2 separate regions of the Homo sapiens genome follow, and region 1 is linked to region 2. A link is a loop called in an ENCODE intact Hi-C map of the cell type or tissue named here. Cell type or tissue: IMR-90. All regions are shown on one strand. Links, peaks and the distances in the headings refer to the core of each region. The heading gives the core; the rest is flanking DNA.

What was found. Peaks named below come from ENCODE experiments on the same cell type or tissue, not always from the same donor. Only the 100,000 strongest peaks of a DNase experiment are listed, where the experiment ranks them.
Region 1: a loop joins it to region 2, with 2.1 times the contacts of the local background. A loop is called at or near these places in 6 of 110 quality-filtered maps.

Annotation. Positions count from the first base shown.
Region 1 is chr2:46,134,822-46,137,634 of GRCh38, reverse strand. All of the region lies in intron 11 of PRKCE (protein kinase C epsilon), which reads right to left. Among named protein-coding and RNA genes, the nearest start is that of EPAS1, 160 kb to the left of the region's middle. In IMR-90, for the core only: no CTCF peak of the experiment used is centred there; a DNase peak (open chromatin) is centred at 1,464; H3K27ac peaks cover 217 bases.
Region 2 is chr2:46,072,234-46,075,046 of GRCh38, reverse strand. The region is part of intron 10 of PRKCE (protein kinase C epsilon); the gene reads right to left. Among named protein-coding and RNA genes, the nearest start is that of EPAS1, 220 kb to the left of the region's middle. In IMR-90, for the core only: no CTCF peak of the experiment used is centred there; DNase peaks (open chromatin) are centred at 1,306 and 2,426; H3K4me3 peaks cover 559 bases; H3K27ac peaks cover 2,230 bases.

The DNA of each region.
Region 1 (2,813 bases), core at 194-2,693, 63 kb before region 2:
TGCACCACTACTGTCCAGATCTTTTTTTTTTTTTTTTTGTAATTTTAGTAGAGACAGGGTTTCACCATGTTGGTCAGGCTGGTCTCGAACTCCTGACCTCAAATGATCCACCCGCCTTGGCCTCCCGAAGTGCTAGGATTACAGGCATGAGCCACCGTGCCCAGCAAACAAACTGACTGTTCATGTCTCTAGCAATGTGTCTAGAATAATTTGAAACACATATTTTGGCTTCTAAGAATTGCCTCCCAGGTTTGGCTATGCATGTATCTAATTCTGTGTATAGTAATTTATGTATAAGAAGTTGTTTGTGCCTACATGTGATCTGAGATGTTGGGTGGGTCCCCATATTTTCTCTTCCCGATGTCAGACAAGAAGTGAGGCAGTTCTGAATCTATATCCCAACTCTGCCACTTACCAGCTGGATAAGGTTGGGCTGGTCCAACATATCTTTAAGACTCAGTTTTCTTATCTGTTAACTGGGGATAGGATTGCCAGGATGGAATGATGTAACCTCTGCGAAAGTGCTAGCACAGTGCCTGATCCATGATATCCCAGAAATTCTGCCTCCTCCAGGGGTCTCTAACACTCATTTCTTAAAATACACATTCCCTGCCAGTGCAAGTCACTAAATCCCTAAAACTCCTTTTATTTTTGAAAAATACTTAAGGTCTTTTATGTGTATAAAGCACTGAGATAGATGCTGTGGGATGAAACATATGAAGTATATGCAACTGTAACTTAGGGGAAAGGGACAAATGATGTGGAACAGAGATGAGACTGACTGAGACTTTTAGCATAGCCCGGTGAGAAAGTCAAGATTCCTTTCCCCGGGACTGGGGAGTGACACTGTGCACGGAAACACAAAGTTCCCAGGGAAGAAAGCAAAGACAGTGGGGCTCACAGGTAGGGGTGAGGCTGTGCAGATGTTGATCAACAGGATTCATGCGACAGCTTCCAGACCCTTCAACTTCTCAGGACTGGCTGCCACTGTGTGCTATCACAGACAGTATTCCTTTCCTTCCCACAACAGCCCTGGGCAGCGGGTATCATCATAGGTTTGCAGATAAAGAACTTAAGGTGGGGTGGGGGTGAGTAAACAAGGCTAGGGAGGTGACTGGGACCTGAACTGTAGATGTTTGGTGGAATCCTGTTTTCTTTACCCTGCACCTCAGCTATCTCATCTGAATTTATCATTTCCCATTTGGAAAATTGTATTTTTCTATATTGATGGTAGATTCCCTAAGAATAACAGCCAGAAAACTCTCCTTCTGTAAACCATACAGCATCTAGCAAAGCGTTAGCACGCGTGAGGCCCTTAACATATCAGAAAGAATAGGAAACAATTCTTTTATGCTTGACTTGAAAATTCACCACAGAAGAGCCCTGTAATGCTCCTTTATTCTTCGCTCGTTTTCCAATGCCCTCACTTCCCTGGCATGCAAATTCCACAAAGCTCAGGCCTGAGTGCTGCAGAAATAACAGCAAATTCCTCCAGTTACTTGAAGATAAGAGATTAGAAAAATTACTTCATGTCCTAGAGCAGGCCCTCGAGGGAGATTATGAAGAAATCCTGCTTGTTTTGGGACAAATAGTGGAGACTTGAGAATGACTGTGGTCAATCAGATGGGAATATTGGTTCTTCTGGCAGATGGTACCAGCACCTTCATAAATTTAACAATACACTTGAGAGAAAGACGTTTTTTCCAGATCAACATTGTGGCAAATGTTGATGACTGGCAGGCACCCTCTTCCTGACATTCTCTACATAGGCACCTCCCATCACTCTCAGGAAGCAAGTCCCTCAAAGACCACCAGAGGCCAAACACAAAGACAAGCAAAGTGTGTCTACTTCCCCTACATTAAAAAAAAAAAAAAAAAAAAAAAAAAAGCATAATTTGTTTCTGAACCCAAGGTAAATTTTTTTCAAGTTCTCCATTGCAGTGCTGATAACCGAGAGTCAAAGATAATATTTCATTCTGGGCCAATCTCCAGGGAAAATCTCTCCAAGTCTTTGCATAGGAAAATTCAATCATTTAGGAGCAACACAATTAACTACTTTTCTTCTTCCAAATGCTTTTGTATCCCAAGCTCAGTGTTAAATCTTTTCTATCTCTTACTTCATTTAATCCCACAAGTGCTCTGTGAATCTGGTAAGACTGTTATTATCCCTACCTGCTAGATGAGGAAAAAGAGTTTGAGGGGTTACTTGACTGGCCCAGGACACACAGGTGGTGAGTGAGCAACAGAGTCCACCCTGCCTGACCCCACTTCCATGCTCTGAATCACTTCACTGTGTTGTTTGAGGAGAAAAAAATATACATCGTGTCCACACGCCCGCCCTTTCATGGGATAGAGAACACAGTTGTAGTTGTTGGGGTGGTGGTTGTTTCTAACTCATGGAAACATGCTTATAAGATGTAACAGATAAGCCAGACAATGCTATTTTGATCAAATAGATGTCCTCTCAACTGGAGAGAGAAGACTTTTAGACACTACACTGACAGCTGGAAGCCTGAGGTGTCAAACAACATCTCGGTTTGAAGCCAAAATAAATAGCCTGGTACCTGGTTGATCCCGCCAATAGAAAAAATAATAATAAACAGCCTGTGGCTGTACCTGGGCATTAAGCCTTGGAATCACTACAGAATTGCTTATCTGATTGCATGATCATCCAATTACTTTTTTTAACCCACAATAATGAAAGTACATTCTTATCCTTAATATTCATGGATAAAATCCTGATCCCTGCTGAGGGGAAGCAGGCATTGCCTTGTGTTTCCAGCATGTGGGTGAGCTAGCCTGACGATCCGTCG
Region 2 (2,813 bases), core at 217-2,716:
AGAAAAAGATTTTTGAGCATAGAAATGAAAGTATTCTTGTTCTAATCCAATTTCCCCAACCCAGCCAAAGCCCACATAATGCCTTGCCCTCTACCAATGCTCTTCTTGTGAGCTCAGGCGATTCCCCACGATCTGGTGTAGGGACTGCATGAGACTCTGCCTGTTTCCCACATTTACACCTTCCTGTGTCCCAGGCAGGACATAGGTGGCTAACAGCTGGTGCTCAAAACACCCCTTGTAGATCCCCATCTGTCCAGGCTCAGTGCACGTGCAGCTCAGTAAAGAAGAACTCAAAGCGTCTCCCTGGTCTCCAACCACTGATGCTGGAGCTGGGCCTCACACAGAACCTACGCAGCCCTCGTGGCTGCCACTCTGATTCCAGAAACTCAAGAGTCACCTTATCAGTTCCTGTACCAACAGAAAAAGCAAAACCTACAGAGGTCATGCTGGAGTTCTGATTTCCAGGAGGCTCAAGTACTGAATACTGCAGTAAATAAAACCTGCAGTCCTGGGGTAGGTCAATCCTTGAACCATTTCATTGTGGCTCCTCCTGCTGCTATTGTTGTTGTTGCTGCTGTTTTTTCTATCCGTGTTTTTCTTTTTTTTTTTTTTTTTTTGGTTGTTGTTGTTTGTTTGTTTGTTTGCTTGCTTAATTCTACTTAGAAAGAAATCTCGCTGACTAACCAGGGGATTAGAACATGCCCACATCGATATTAAAATGACCAGCCGATTCAGGGAAAAACAATCAAGGCAACTTTTTTCAATCTCATGTATATAAAACCACCAACCTGTTTACTGACTCCTTCACTTTACAACCAGCTGTCAAGACACAATGATTCTTTTCTTACCCTTTTCTTTCCTAAGAATATGCAAAGTTCTTGTGACTGTTTTAAAGATAAGCAAATCAGGCCAGGAAGCTGACCCCCCAATAAACAGGCACATCAATATTTCCCTTCAATTGTGGGAAGGAACCATAACCTGCTTAGATGGAAATATTTAGGTTGCTCACACTACACAAAGAGAGGGAAAAAAAGCTGCCCCCTCTTACCTTTCCTGCTTGAGTATAGCAGCCAGGACTGATCCTACCTCTAAGAGATGACACGTGAGAGCATCTGTTCAGCTTGCAGACCTGATGATACGTGCATAGCGTGGTCTGTGCAGCAGTTACTCAGGTATCCAGTGAAACAGTATTTCTCCACTTGGAATACTGGAAGGACGGTGTCTCTCTTCCATCCCCAGATGTATTCATTTACCAGGACGTGACTCATGCCTGGTAAATTCAACCACACTGACATTTTCCCTTCCTGATCTGCCACGGAGATTTCTGTCTGCATCAGTTTGGGTCCCTGATTAGTCTCAGAACAGTCTTCAGTTGAAGCAGGACAGAGCCTGGAATGCAGGAAGCAACCGCTCCTGCTGCTCCTGTTGGGTTCTGCTGGTCAGACCACACGGTCAGTGTGGTGTCAGACACTGTGCACTACACTGAACGCTGACTGAGGGCAAACAGGAGGGCGAGGAGAAGCCAGGACCTCCGAGAAGCAGCTGAGGGAAGTGCAACAGCCAGCCCCAGTAAATCCAGTGTTAGAGGAGACTGGCAGTCTGAACTGAATGAATGGGCAAATAAGTATCAGACAAAGGACAAACTGAAGAGAAACTCTTAAAATATTTGAAGGATTTCCACATTGGAAGGAGATTTGGTCTGTGTCACTGCAAAGGGTCAAACTAAGCCCAGTGGGTAGAAGTTACAGCAAGGTTCCTTTGATTACACTAGAAGAAAAACCTCTAGTAACTCCAATCCTCTGTGCAACATCGGACCCGTGCTGCCTTGTTCTACAATGAGTTCCTTCCAACCTGGGGGATGCTGGCCTCGGCTGGATGTTCACTTTTGCAAGGCTGTGAACAGAAATACTCTTTGTTCACTGAGAGGCTGGACCAGATGAGCTGGTGGACGTTTAGAACCCCTTGGTAGCATTTTAAAGCATCCAGATTTCCAGGCCCCTCTATCAGAGCTTCTGATTCTGGGGTGGGCCCTGGGAATGTGCATTTATTTTTGAATTCCCCAGGTACTTCCTACTGATGAGTGGGGTTTGGGAACCAGCAGATTAGGCAGCTGCTGGGGTGCCTTCTAACATGAACATTTGGTGATTCTACTGCATTTTTCTCTGATAATTTCATGTGTTGGTAAATCTAACTAAAGAGTCATTTCTTGGACCAGTGGCTTTTAGTCTTCTATCCCAGCACACTGATGGACAAAGTGCACCCCCATCAAAACCATGGCTTCCTACAAGAGGTATCTCATGGAGTTCCCAGGGCCATGTCTCCTGTATCTGACCATGTCTCTACAATGCCTAACACCATACTGGGCTTATGTGAGCCACTCCAGGAATGCCTAGCATTTAAAGCATTTACTGTTTAGTTGATACTATGCTGTGTTGGGTTTTCATAACTGTAGGGTCATATGAAATCAAATTGAGGACCTGAAGGTCCCGACCGTGTTTAGATAGCTGTGGTTTCACTCCATAATTGCATTTCTTGTCCCACTTGGCTGACTTTTAGTCTTATAGACATGTTGTTGGATTCATATGCATGGCTGCCCAGAACCAAGTAAACCATTTCATGATGGCAAGAAAGCGTGGTTGACATCTCCACTCTGCTAAATCCCCTTTCATGTTCTGACTGCTTTAATAAAGCCGAAATTAAAATGTGCTAATCCGGGGGAAACTGGAAACTTGGAAATAATACACTAACGTAAACATACAACTCAATCCCATGGATTCTGAACACTTGATCACATTGTTTTAAATCTTAAGTGG